Regions from separate parts of the Homo sapiens genome. Here region 1 is linked to region 2. A link is a contact called in ENCODE Hi-C or POLR2A ChIA-PET data. All regions are on one chromosome and are shown on one strand. Each heading gives the region's core, a stretch centred on a gene start or an enhancer-like site at or near the end of the contact. The rest is flanking DNA. Distances are from core to core; before and after follow the strand shown. Region 1 overlaps LINC02998 (long intergenic non-protein coding RNA 2998). Region 2 has its middle 95 kb from the start of SNX18.

What was found. A loop is a pair of places that touch in the nucleus more often than their neighbours do. ChIA-PET counts read pairs that join two places held with the same protein, here RNA polymerase II (POLR2A). Pooled maps may share reads with other maps.
Region 1: a loop to region 2 is called in a pooled map, with 7 times the contacts of the local background. The contact joins two enhancer-like sites. A Hi-C loop is called at or near these places in 8 of 50 pooled maps. POLR2A ChIA-PET finds 5 or more read pairs at or near these places in 3 of 52 experiments (Caco-2, activated CD4-positive, alpha-beta T cell and activated CD4-positive, alpha-beta memory T cell).

What each region holds. Positions count from the first base shown.
Region 1 is chr5:54,713,405-54,720,236 of GRCh38, forward strand. The region is part of intron 1 of LINC02998 (long intergenic non-protein coding RNA 2998); the gene reads right to left. The region is part of intron 2 of LOC105378969 (a long non-coding RNA gene); the gene reads left to right. Among named protein-coding and RNA genes, the nearest start is that of LINC02998, 27 kb to the right of the region's middle. Within about 2 kb of position 5,372, at least 7 of the 41 ENCODE cell types and tissues checked have a DNase peak (open chromatin) inside an H3K27ac peak, as active enhancers do.
Region 2 is chr5:54,608,695-54,616,457 of GRCh38, forward strand. It overlaps a transcript of SNX18 not described here. Among named protein-coding and RNA genes, the nearest start is that of SNX18, 95 kb to the left of the region's middle. Within about 2 kb of position 1,982, at least 5 of the 41 ENCODE cell types and tissues checked have a DNase peak (open chromatin) inside an H3K27ac peak, as active enhancers do.

The DNA of each region.
Region 1 (6,832 bases), core at 4,122-6,621, 110 kb after region 2:
TCCCCATTGTACCTAGGAAGTAACTACGTTGCTTTTGATTTTACTGGCTCCTATGTGGAAAGGACTTGCCTGTCTCAGATGAGACATTGAACTGTGGACTATTGAGTTAATGCTGAAATGAGTTAAGACTTTGGGGCACAGTTAGGAAGGCATGATTGGTTTTGAAATGTGAGGACATGAGATTTGGGAGGGTCAAAGGGCAGAATGATATGGTTTGCCTGTGTCCCCACCCAAATCTCATCTTGAATTGTAACTCCCACAGTTCCCACATGCCATGGGAGGAACCCAGTGGGAGGTGATTGAATTATGGGGGCAGATCTTTCCTGCACTGTTCTCATGCTAGTGAGTGAATGTTACGAGATCTGATGGTTTGCACAAGCTCTTCCTTTGCCTTCTGCCATTCATATAAGATGTGGTTTGCTCCTTCTTGCCTTCTGCTATGATTGTGAGGCCTCCCTAGCTATGTGGAACTGTGAGTCCAATTAAACCTCTTTCTTTTCTAAATTGCCCAGTCTCAGGTATGTCTTTATCGGCAGCATGAAAATGAACTGATACACCATTTTACAAATGATAAAACTGAGAAGTGCCATGTTCAAGGTCATACACCTAAGGGTTAGAGTTGCATTTTCAACCCAGGCTGTTTAGAACCAGATCCTGTGCTACATTAGGGCTGGGATGACTAAGAGCCAAGAACAAAATAAGGCAAAAGTCACCCCTTGGCAGAGGCCTCACGTATGTAAACTGCATTCCTGCTGAAGGCTTATCTCGACTATTTTTAAAGGCTTAGATAATGAAAAAGGAAGAAACATCCTTCTTTTGTTGTTGTGAAGTGGCTTAAATCATGTAGAAGCCCATTCATGTTGACAAGTATATAGGCTCTAGGAAAACCGATCAACTGTGGATTTGTTTGAAATTGACAAAAATTCCTGCCCCCAGCAAACTGGGGACAGAGGGCTATGTCCTTTATATCTTTCCTGACTCATCAATTTGATGAGGCCTTTGTTTTACAGCTGGGAAAAATATAAGGAAGAGCATTGTGGATGTGATTTTTTTCAAACCAGGATTCAACTAAAATTTATTTTATTAGTTCTCCTTCAATCTATAACCTTCATTATTATTATTGTTGTTGTTACTCTCCTGGCCAGCACATTCTTGTCACTAACAGTGCCTTGCTGTAATGATTCTCACTGGGGGTAGTCAGGGTTCTGAGGGGGTGGTGGCAGGAGAGCACTTGAACAAGAGCAATGACGACTGGGTCTACATGGGAGGCAGTCTGGACTTGGGGCACCCCAACAGAGGCACTACCAATCTAGGCTGTTCTCAGATGCTGGAAGAGGATTTAGACAAATATGAGGAAGACACTCCAAGATGAGATCCCTGATGAGGTACGGGGTCTGGGACAGGGGCCCTGCTTGCCCAGGTCAAGGGAAGTATAGGAGGTAGGGCAGGGATATGGAGAATAATCTCACAGTGGTGGGAAGGGTGAGTCGAATGTGTCTAGATAGCACATCTAAGGGGCTGCTCTCTCAAATGCCACCGGAACTCTAGGCATGCTCCTCCCATTCCCATTTTCACATCCTTCATTTATTCAGCAAGTATTTATTGAGCACTGAATGTGCACCAACCACTGTTCTAGGTATACTTCTAGCCAAAAATGCCTGCCCTCATAGAACTCACATTCTATTGGGGGAAACAGACAACAACATATGTAAGTAAAAAATATGTGTTATATAGTGAAAAGTGGTAAGGAGGAACAATGGCGTGTAGTGGAAGTGAAGGATAGGAAATACCAGGTGAAAGTGAGATGTTATAATTGTTGATAATGTGTTAGTTACCTCTTGCTGAATAACAAACTACCCCAAATATGAGCGGCTTAAAACAAGAAACATTTATGATCACAGTTTCCATGACTCAGAAATCCAGGCACAGTTTAGGTGTGCCCAGGGTCCTCTGGCTCAGGAAGTCACAGGCTGGGCCAGGGTCTCAGGTCTCACAAGGTTGTAATCAAGGTGCTGGCCAGGCTTGCAGTCATCTCAGGGTTTGAACAGGGGAGGATCCACCTCCAAGATCACTCACATGGTTGTTGGCAAGGAATCAATTTCTGGAAGTTTGTTGGACCGAGGTTCTCAGCTCTTTATCAGCTGGTTGGCAGAGCCCTCCCTCCTATCCTGGCCACATCAGCTTCTCTAGGGCAGTTCACAACATGGCAGCTGGCTTCACCAAAGAGAGCAAGTGAGAGAGGAAGGGAAGGCAAGCTGGAAATAAGCCAGACTCTTTGTTACCTAATCTTGGAAGTGACATGCCATCCCTCTTGCTATTTTCTTTTCCTTAGGAGTTGGTCACTAGGTCCCTCCCACACTCAAGGACAAGACTATAGAAGGACACAAAGACCAGGGGATGAGGATCTTTCAGGGCTATCTGAGAAACTCCTATTATAGAAGAAGCAGATTGGAGACCTTGCCAAGAAAGTGGTAGTTGAGTAAAGAAATGTAGGAAGGCAGGAAAAGAGCAATATCTGGAAGAAGAGCATTCCAAGCTCAGGGAACAGAACAGGCAGAGTTTTCCAGGCAGGAGCAAGGCATGTATAGTCTCTCTGTAAAAAGTAATCTACTGATGGTCTCCAGCAATTTGCCTGACTTTAACATATTTTGATCTGATATGCACTAATCAATAAGATCTCTTCATCCCATAAATATACACCATCTTCCATACATTAGGCTCTGTGCAAGGCTAAGAGTGTCAGCAACCCTGAGCTCAACTAATCAAAGGGAAGCTTTTCAGGCCTGTGCACTGGCCCTGCAGCTTTGATGAGTAGAGGATGGTCTGTAATATTTATTATCCTACAGCATTTCTCTTTAGACACAGAAATTGTCTAAGGAGTGACATCAGCAAGATGGTGGACTAGGAGGCTCTGACCCTCCTCCCCCACCAAATAAACAACAATTTGGCAATTATCCAGGGACTGAAAGAGCACTGGGAGAGCTCCGGAGTGAGGTTAAGAAGCTACAGCCACCCAGTGGAGCACAAAAACTGAGGACAGCCATATAGAAAAGTATAGAAAGCATTTTACCTGAGTAACTCCGCTCCCCTAGGGCCAGCTTATACACTGAAAATTATAATACATTGATGAAGAAATTAAAGAAGACACAGATAAATAGAAAGAAATCTTGTTTTCATGGATCAAAAGAATATTGTTAAAATATCCATACTACCCAAAGTGATCTACAGATTCAATGACATTTCTATTAAAATTCCAAAGGCATTCTTTATAGAAATAGAAAAAATATTCTAAAATTTATATGAAATCACAAAAACCTCTGAATAGTCCAAGCAATGTTGAGTAAGAAGAGCCAAGTTGGAAGCAACAGCTGTCTAGATTTCAAAATATATTACAAAGCTATAACAATCAAAACAGCATGACACTGGCATAAAACAGACATATAAGCCAATAGAACAGAATAGAGAGCCCAGAAATAAATACACTCATTAACTGATCTTTCACAAAGGTGCCAAGAAAACACAACGGGGAAAAGATTGTCTCTTCAACAAATGGTATTGGGAAAACTGGATATCCACATGCAGAAGAATGAAATTGGACCCTTATCTCACACTATATACAAAAATCAACTCAAAATAAAGACTTAAAAGTAAGATCTAAAATCAGAAAGACTACTAGAATAAAACATAGGGAAAAAGCTTTTTGATCTTTGTTTGGGCAATGATTTTTCTTGGATATAACCCCAAAAAGCACAGGCAACAAAAGCAAAAATAGAAAAATGGGATTCTATCAAACTAAAAAGCCTCTGTACAGCAAAGGAAACAATCAACAAAGTGAAAGGTAACCTACGAAGTGGGAGAAAATATTTGCAAACCACGTATCAGATGAGGGTTTAACATCCAAAATATATAAGGAATTCATAACAACTTAATGGCAAAATCAAACAACCCAATAAAAAATGGGCAAAGGACATAGACATTTATCAGAGAAGATATACAAACGGCTGATAGGTGTATAAAAAGGTGCTCAACATCACTAATAATCAGGAAAATGCAAATTAAAATCACAATATAATATTACCTCTCACCTGTTAGAACGGCTATTATCAAAAAGACAAAAGATAGCATGTGTTGGTGAGGATGTGGTGAAAAGGAAACCCTTGTACACTCTTGGTGGAAATGTAAATTGGTATAGCTATTACGGAAAACAGTATGGAGGTTCCCCAAAAAGTTAAAAATAAAACTACCATATGACTTAGCAGTCTCATTTCTGGGTATATATGCAAAGGAAATGAAATCAGTACCCTGAAGAGATATGAATACTCCAATGTGCAATGAAGCATTATTCACAATACCCAAGATATAGAAACAACCTAAATGTCTACAATAGATAAGTGATTTTTAAAAATGTGGTATATATGTATACATATACAAAACAGAATATCATTCAGCCTAAAAAAAGAAGGAGATCCTGCCGTTTGCAACAACATGGATGAATCTGAAGGATATGATACTAAGTAAAATAAGCCAAACACAGAAGGACAAATATTTCAGGATCTCACTTATATGTAGAATCTAAAATAGTCAAACTCATAGAAGTGGAGAGTAGAATGACGGTTACCAGGGGCTGGCGGGGAGGAAGAAATGTGGAGACATTGATCAAAGGGTATAAAGTTTCAGTTTTGCAAGATGAGTAAGTTCTGGACATCTAACATACGTCAATGTGACTATGGGTAAATTGTGTGAGGTGAAGATACGTTAGTTAGCTTGACTGTGGCTGTCATTTTACAATACATGTGTAAATCAAAACACCAAGTTGTATACCTTAAATGTGTACAAGTTTTAATTATACCTCAATAAATTCTGGCTATCATTCCACAATACATACATATATCAAAACACCAAATTGTACACCTTAAATGTGTTCAATTTTTTTATTGTACCTCAAAAAAGCTAAAAAAAGTCATGAATAAAAAGACTAGAAATTGCCTGGAAACAAAAATGCTTTCAATCTATCAGGGATTCTTAACTTGGGGTCTGTGGCTAGATCTCAGGTTCCAGGAAACTGGATGAGAAAAAAATTTATGTCTCTATTTTTACTAAGCTATAATGAAAATTTAGCCTGTCCCTCTGTCATGAATGTAGGTGTGATAGTTGGCTTCCCATGTGGCTCCAGGGACCCCCCTCCTGATGTTCACACACCCGTGCAGTCCCTCCCTTGGAGCCCCACATTGGTCCTGTGACATACGGCACAGGAGGAGTGATGGCTGTTACTTCCGAGATTAGGTTATGAAAGGGTGCAGCTTCTGACTGGGACTCTTGTTCTTTTTCTCCATCACTCACTCTAAGGGAAGCCAGCTGCCATGTCTTGACATGTGACAAGGAACTAAGGCATCCAGCCAAGAGCCAGTGAGAATGTGAGACCAGCCAACAGCCACATGAGTGAGCTTGGAAGTTGGAAGTCAATCTTCCCGCCTTCAGATGGCTGGAGTCCTGGCCAACAACTTGACTTCAACCTCATGGGAGACTCAGAGGAAAAACGCCCAGCTAAGCCCCTCCTAGATTCCCAACCCTTAGAAACTGAGTGTGATATTTGTTATTTTTGAGTTGCTAAGTTGTGTTATGCAGCAATAAATAACACCATAGGCAGCAAACACTGTAGTATTAGCAGTACCTGTGATTCTATCACTTTATCACTAAAATATTTTGTTTATTGATTTTAATATGACTGGTGTCCTTTATGTCCTTTATAATTCTATGTATGTATTTAAATTTTTGCATTTAAAAACATTCTTCTGAGAGGGGATCCATAGGCTTTACCAGACAGCCAAAGGGCACAAAAAAAGGTTAAGAACCCTGAATTTGCAAGTCATAGTTTCTTCCTGGTGATGTGCAGGGGGACAAAAAACACCTCCCAAAGGTGTAATTAAATTCTGCACAGACCACAGCGGCAGGATCTTCCAGGGGTTGGGGCCAGCTGTCCGCTGTGGGGACAGGGATGAGCTTGGTGGGCTGGGCAGGGCTGTCCTCCTCCACAGGAGGGAGGAGCAGCTTCTGCATCCAGCCTGGACTCCTCCAGCACCAGCAGTGCCTCCTGCCCACACTTTGCACCAAACATAGCTCTCCCTTCCCTTTTCATCCAGTGTCAGAATTGCTCTTTTAATTGGCTGACAACCCTGAAGCCGGGAGAATGCAGAGGAATGCAGTCAATGTGCTGACAGCCCGTGTGAGAGTCAGCACAGAGCACCCGCTGGGCTGAGCAGCAGGAGGTGGGCTCCTTCCCAGGGTAGTCCAGAGAAGGAGCTGAATGTGAAACTCCTGTTTGGCATTTCCTGGCCCAGGACAATGGAGATCATCACACCTCCCCTTGATCCTCAGGAATCTGGATGCTCACTGTCTAGAGGGGACTGGACCCCAGAGGCATCTCCCCAGCCCTTCATGGAAAAGTGACCGGCACCAGTACCTCCATTTCCAAGATAAGAGTTTGTGTCCCTGGTCCTAGAGGTTCCAGGCGGAGCTAGGAAAAAGTTAGAGAATGTTGGCCACCTCCAGTGTCAGTCTCAGCTTACAGATGTGGACACTGAGAGCAAGAAAAGTGAAGTGTCTTCTCAGGGTCACAAAATTCATTTGGCAAGAGTCAAATCAAAACCCTGGTGTCCTGACACACTGTGCCTGTCTTATTGACTGTTATATTTCTAAGCCCTGGCAGAGGGCCCAGCACATAGAATGTTGTTGAAGGCATGAGTAAGCACACCCAATCTGAGTGTTCTTTCTGTCCCATCAAACCTTTCTACACTTTCACACAAGGACATGGAAAAAACAGTGGGCCTGGGTG
Region 2 (7,763 bases), core at 732-3,231:
ATATGTGTATGCATAGTTGTGTACGACTGTAGCAGGTATTAATCTTAGTTCCCTATATTCAAGTGTGCATCACTTTATTTTCTTTAAATCATCTGAGTACCCATCCTCCTAGGCTGGTGGGAAATTCACACTCAGCCCTTGGTGTCTCTCCCTGCCCTCCAAAGTGTGTAAAGGTCATTAGGTCTTATTAAACACTCTGGCACAGGGAAGACTGTCACTCTAGTTTACAGCTGTGGGTCCACACTGTTTTCCACTAAAGCACCAGTCCATTGTCCCAACCTGTATATCTCATGCTGGGCAGCTCAGCTGCTAATTCCCCGTTCTTAGTGCATAGGACTCTGTGATGAGGTTGGGAGCATCTAATCTCCCATGTTTCCTCACAGCCTCTGAGGTCTTGACACCTTCTCACAGTCCAGTAGAAATTTCTGCAATGATGGAAATGTTCCATAACTACTCTGTCCAGTATGGTAGCCACTAGACATATGAGGCTATAGAGCACTTAAAATGCAGCTAGTGCCACCGAGGAGCTGAATTTTTAATTATATTTAATTTTAATTAATTTAGAACTTTAAAACCACACATGGATATTAACTATTGAGGTGGGCAGTACAGCCTAGGGGGTACTGCCACATTCTTGGTTATGATTTATCCTTCTCTTTTGGCTTTCTAACACCTGAAGAAAATCTCTCTTCCTTTCTTGTTGTCCCCAAAACACATCTTATCTCTCCTTGGGGACGTCATCCGCAATCTCTATGATGGTATTCATTTTCTATTTATTTACTTATTTATTTATAATATCTTATTTTTAGAGTCAGAGTCTTGCTATGTTGCTCAGGCTGGCCTCCAACTTCTGGCCTCAAGTGATCTCCCACCTCAGCCCCCTAAAGCTTAATTTTCATAAAAAACTGAAAAAGCCTCAAATCCTTCTATTTGTCCCACCCTGCAAAAGGGCTGAGATAAAAAAAATGCCAAGGATTTGGCTACCTCCTTGAAATTGAAAAGAAAGAAGTATAGGGAAGACAAACGTGAGCCAATATGTCAATAAATTGCCATGCCGTGGTGATATAGTTTGGATGTTTGTCCCTGCCCAAATCTCATATTGAAATGTAATCCCCCACATTGGAGGTGGAGCGTGGTGGGAGGTGGAGCGTGGTGGGAGGTGATTGGATCATGGGAGTAGATTTCACATGAATGGTTTAGCATCATCTGCTTGGTACTGTCCTTGGAATAGTGAGTGAATTCTCGTGAGATCTGGTCATTTAAAAGTGTGTGGCACCTCCCCTCCTCTCTCTCTCTGTCTTCCTTACTCCTACTTTCACCATGTGACATGCCTGCTTTCCCTTCGCCTTCCTCCATGACTGTAAGCTTCATGAGGCTTCCCAGAAGCTGAGCAGATGCCAGCACCATGCTTCCTGTATAACCTGCAGAACCGTGAGCAAATGAAACCTCTTTTCTTTATAAATTACCCAGTCTCAGGTATTTCCTTATAGCAATGCAAGAACAGACTAACACACACAGTAATACAGTATGACTTAGGTAGGTATCTGAATGATGTGACACCACCCTTGTGTCACATCTGTCAAGAGCTTCAGTCTAATGTGTGTATAGCACTCCGTGGTTTACCAAACCTCACACCACTGAACATGTCGCTACATTGCTCCGACTTTACACACAAAGGAATGGAGGTTGGGAGCAGTTAGCAGAAGCTTAAGCAAGTGATTTCTGTAACTATGGTGAGACTTGAATCCACCCCTACACAGCATCCTGGGCTGGCCACTCTGCAGGGCAGATGGAGAGTGATTTACAAGCAGAGTTTTCCGCTCAGCCAAGATTGGAGATTCAGATGCTTCCCCTCTTGGCCATATTTTCTTTTGCAAATAATCAGGCAAATAACCTGATCAGGCAAATAACCAAAGAGATTATTTGCATAATGTTATTGCTTTGGTGTGTTATTTGTTGGAGTGTGTTAAATAACCACGAATGTTTATTAGTCAGCTCTTCCTCTGCCAGCAGAAGAATGTGGTCCCTGAGATACTTTCACATCCTGTTGTGGTGTTGAAGTAATTAGGAGGGTGTAACAGGGAGGGGGTTAACCCTTGTTGCAGCCCTGGCTGAGGGGAACATATAGATACAAGCTCGTTAAGAGCACAGTCAGTTAGTAGCCTGACATTAGTCCTTGAGAAGTTACCCTTAATCAGACATCCAAATTTCCCTAACATTGTCTGATTCTTTAGGAAAATACAGAATCATCTATTGGCTACGTTTACAAATGTTTTGGTTGATTTCTATGGTCACCCTCTACCCTAATCCAGAACAGAACAGACTGAATATTTAAGGATCATCCTATGTAAATTCAGTTCATTCAACCTCTGCTTTTTAAAAATCTCCTCCTTATGGGTGTTTGCCCCATAATCTTTGCTTACTTTCCAGGTGCTGAGCTTGACCTGCTGAGGAGTCTGTCAGTCTCAGGCTGCTGCTAGTCCCTTGATAAGATAGACGCATTTCCCTGAGAGATATATTTTAAACATATCACTTCCTTCTGGTTTTTAAGATCATTCTGCTGTCTCTTGAACATCTTCAAGGTAGCCCTAAGCCTGCTGGCCTCACCCGCCCCAGTAGGAAGCATGCCCAAGATGGTCCTTTCCCCACCCAGAGAGAGAATCACCATGCCCTGTCTCCTGAACATGACTTTGACTCTACAGTCAAAAAAAAATCCCTTGGGCCTTTGTTTCCTACTTCACCCTGCGGGTCCCAGGGTAGTCTGCTCTCTGTTGTCCTCCAGGTCCCCTTCTAGATTCCATTCTCCTGCTGACTAATGGTGTCTGGAATGACGTTCTAGAAATTATTTTCCTCTCCAGGAACAACTTAAGGGGAGGAAGAAGAGGATGCCAGCTAGGAAATCGTGTCTACTGATTCCTAGTTTGTCTTTCACTTGCCTGGAATGGTAACCCCAGATATTTCCAAGAGGTTTCAGTCTATACCTACTTTAGCTTATTCCTGAAAGCATAAACGCCACTCACATAAGCCTTTATCTGGTAAAAGAAAGGAGAAGTGGGGGTGGGGGCTGGAAATGATGGGGAAGCAACTTGACTGGTTTGAGGGGGGATGTTTACAGTGTTGGGGTGAGGCAGGGTGCCTGGAGCAACACATTGTGAATTCTGGAATTTTCTTCTTCTTCTTCTTCTTCTTTTTTTTTAATTAGAGACAGGGTCTTGTTCTGTACTCCAGGCTGGAGTGCAGTAGCACAATCATAACTCACTGTAACCTCAAACTCCTGGACTCAAGCGATCCTCCCGCCTCAGATTCCCAAGTAGCTAGGACTACAAGTGTGCTTCACCATGCCTGGCTAATTTTTAAATTCTTTAATGTAGAGATGATGTCTCACTATATTGCCCAGACTGATCTTGAACTCCTGGGATCAAGCGATAACTTGTTGTTATAATAGTTAATATTATTGTTAGTAATGAGCTATTCCTAATAAGGACCATTCAAGTTATTGCTTTGGCAGAGGAGCAATTAAAGAGTAGATTCTTTCCAATTTTCCTCTTAGAGGGTGGGAATTTTTTTTTATTTTTTTTTTTTGAGATGGAGTCTCACTTTGTCACCCAGGTGGGAGTACAATGTCGTGGTCTTGGCTCACTGCAACCTCTGCCTCCCGGGTTCAAGCGGTTCTCTTGCCTCAGCCTCCAGAGTAGCTGGGACTACAGGTGCGTGCCACCACACCCGGCTACTTTTTTTGTGTGTATTTTTAGTGGAGAGAGTGTTTCACCATGTTGGCCAGGCTGGTCTCGAACTCCTGACTTCATGATCTGCCGGTCTCGGCCTCCCAAAGTGCTGGGATTACAGGCGTGAGCCACCGTGCCTGGCTGAGGGTGGGATTTTTAAACTTGGATTTTATCGGCATACGCACTGGGGCTTACGTTTGTCATAAACACTAGAAAAAACAAAACACTGTCCACTTAATTTGAAGGCAACAAGGCATGGTGCAGCTGATCTGTTTTCCAAAGCTGCAGCCATAGGTCCCTTTTCCTTCTCCACTGTCACCCGAGCCATGTTCCTAGCTGGTCTCTATTACAGTCTTCGCCAAGGACAAACTCTGACTCAGGAGACAGTGACAGGAGGCAATCTGTCATGTTTCTCAGTCAGTGACACTCTCCCAACCAGCATCACTCAACCCACCCTCACCCCAGACACTAGATTCCCACCCTAGGGCAGCTAATCCAGACGTAAGGCATCTAATCGGAGACCTTTTCCCTTCCTCCTTTTCATTCCATCCCCCACAGCAAAGCTGTCATCTTGTGTGTTAAACATTCCTGGCCTTGCCAAGTAACTGAATAATGGGATAAGCTGCTTGTATTGTGACAATGGGTTGTAACAGCCAGAGCCTAGGATGGGAGCGGTGCTCATGCCTTCAAGGGCAGGTGGGTACCAATGTGAGATGTTGGGTATGCCATAATTGGGAAATACTGGGCTGACGGCAACTTGGGTAGCAGCAAAAACTCTGCCTATAGGGATTATCTTAGTTCGTTTTATGCTTCTATAACAGAATTCCTGAAACTACGTAATTTATAAGAACAGAGATTTATTTCTTACAGTTCTAAAGATTGGGACGTTCAAGGTTGAAGGGCTGGCATCTGGCAAGGGCTTCTCGGTGCATCATCCCATGAAGGAAGGCAGAAGGTCAAGAGATCACGCACATGAGAGAAAGAGGGAAGGGGCTGAACTCATGCTTTTATCCGGAAGCCACTCCTGCAATACAGGCCTTAATCCATCCAGGAGGGCTCTGCCTCTTCACCCTCATGACCTACTCATCTCTTAAAGGTCTCACCTCTCAGTGCTGTTGCATTGGGGATGTTTCCAACACAAGAACTTTGGAGGACACATTCAAACCCAAGCAGGAATTTAAATTTGATTCAAAATGCTGGTGGCTATAGTTTGTTGTCCCAGATGAAAGTGTGAACTTCTTGTTTTAATCAATCAGTAAAAGGCTAAGGCCCTCTTTTTTTGTTGTTTGTTTTTTTGAGACGGAGTTTTGCTCTTGTTGCCCAGGCTGGAGTACAATGGTGCGATCTCGGCTCACTGCAACCTCCGCCTCCTGGGTTCAAGTGATTCTCCTGCCTCAGCCTCCCGAGTAGCTGGGATTATAGGCATGTGCCACCATGCCCTAATTTTGTATTTTCAGTAGAGATGGGGTTTCTCCATGTTGGTCAGGTTGGTCTCGAACTCCCGACCTCAGGTGATCTGCCTGCCTCGGCCTCTCAAAAGTGCTGGGATTATAGGCGTGAGCCACTGCACTCTTTTAAGAACCCAAGTTTGGTGTTCTGAGGTGAAGGGCTGCATGAGATAAGAATATGGTTGGGATAATTTTGAGCATGTTCTTCATTAGCAAAAGAAATGTTTCTCCTGAACAAAAGTTGCCAAGGGCATTGAAGTTAAAATGTTTTGATAAAGATAACGGAAAGCAGTCCTGCCAGCCCATTGGCCATCATGGTTCTCAAAGACTTAGGGAGGAGAAAAAACTTTGGAGCTGGAATCTGCAATTCTGTTGTTGGTTCTGGGTCTAGAAATGGAAAACTAGGCCCTGCTGGAAACAAAAAGAGCATCTCCCTGATAAGACCAGCAGGCAGATAAGAGGGGTTTGTGGGGTTTTATTAGGCTCAGAAGCCTCAGAGCTAAACTTCTAGATTTTAAAACAGTTTAGAGTAAGATTTATGGAACAAGATCAGTGATTAGTAATCTGTAATTATAGTGAGATAAAGTACTACTTGTATAATATACATGTTCTTTCTAAGAATTCATAAGCAAGGAAAAATAATGAGAAAGATTTAAGGGCCAGGTGCAGTGGCTCATGACTGTAATCCCACCACTTTGGGAGGCTGAGACAGGTAAATTGCTTGAGCTCAAGAGTTCAAGATCAGCCTGGGCAACATGGCAAAACCCCATCTCTACAAAAAAATAAAGAAATAAAAATTAGCCAGTCGTGGTGGTGTGTGCCTATAGTCCCAGATACTCACTCTGGAGGCTGAGGTGGGAGGATCACTTGAGCTCAGGAGGTGGAAGTTGCAGTGAGCCAAGATCACATCAGTCAAGCCTGGGTGATTAAATCTTTTAAAAATATTTAAAAGACATAGACACTAAAAATAAAATTAGTTGAGTATTCTATTCCAGGTACTGTCTTAAGCACTAACTTAAACTGTCGTACACACTAACTTAAACTTCTTAACAACACCCTAAGAAAAAGGTATAATTATTCACATTTTACAGATGAGGACATTGAGGATCAGAGAGATTAAGAAACTTGTCCAACTCACCCAACCAGTACATGACTCTAGGAAACATACTCCTTCTGCTTTGGTTTTTATGGAAAAAACATTATAGATGGAGGGGATGTTCAGGGCTCTGGAGCTTCAGTTAGAGAGGTCTGGGAGGAAGCCTGACCCTTGTGGGATCCATTTTGGTCTAACAATACGATCATTCATGTTCCAAGCCAAAATTGTAGTAGGTAAAATATTTTTGTCTCTCGACTTCCAGATGTCTACCAGGTAAAGAGAAAATTCTTGAGCATGATCTAGAAGGTTCTGTCTAGTTCCCAGCTACAATTCTAGCCTGTCTCCTCTCTCACATGCCTGTAGTCTACCCACCCTAGACTAGCTTCTCATCCTCTGGGCTTGTGCCCCTACTGCTTCCCTTTGCTGGGTGTACCCCAAGTCTGCCTCATGCATTCCTACTCTCTTTTAAAAATCCAGCTTGGGTCATCTCCTCTGTAAGGATGTTCTACCCTTGCCCCCTCACTTCCCAGTCTGATAGACAGACTTAGTCACTGCTTTCATGCTCTCAAACCCCACTGCCTATTTCTCTTAGCGATATCTTTGCATTGTATCACAATGTGTGTTTCAGTCTGATGCATCTTAAGATTTTTAAATGCTTCTGAAAATACAGTGCCTATCTTGGGTATGCCACCTAGTTTGGGCTTTAACCAAATGTTTCTAGACTCTACAAGAGTGCACAATCCTTCAGTTAATAGGGTAGCTCTGGAGGAAAAAAATGTGCATGATCCTCAGACAAAGCACATGTTATTTGTATCTTCAATAACAGGTGCTTTGCCAATTAGCACAGTTCATGTCAGAATTGTTTCTTACAGGTGAAATTAGTGGCATGTTGATTAACATGATGAAAGTTAGAAATGGGATCTGTTTGGTGAATATAAAGATAAGTAGACTAGTTAAAAGAGCTTAGAGACTCTCCACTCTTGCATGAATAAAATATCCAGCACTCTTAGAATGATGCCTTTACCTGGTCTTGGGCCTAGCCATAAACTGTGGGAGATTCTGGTTGCTCAATGCTGGCTAAACTGGCAGCATTATTCTGCCTCTGGAATCCCAGAAATTGTCTTAGAGAACTTTGCAAGGAAGATTATATGAACCACTTTTTTGCTTGCTCACTAACAAATATTTAGTTAACAAGCGTCTGTGTATGCAGCAGAATTTGGCCAGTGGCTTGCTTTGTTCATGATTGTGTAACATTTGTGGAGAAGAATAGCTAGCAGTTCTGACTTAACAACTCCTAGGTTGCAATCATCCGCACATGACCTATCTGGCTCGGGTCAGTTTTCAACACCCACTCACTGGAGTGTGTCCATACTGCTTCCCTATTTTCCAGGTGGTTCTTATCTATTTAATAACAACTTACTTCTTCAGGAGAAATAGACTATGCATTATTACATTAACTATTCACTCTGATTGTAAAACCACATCCCAATTTCA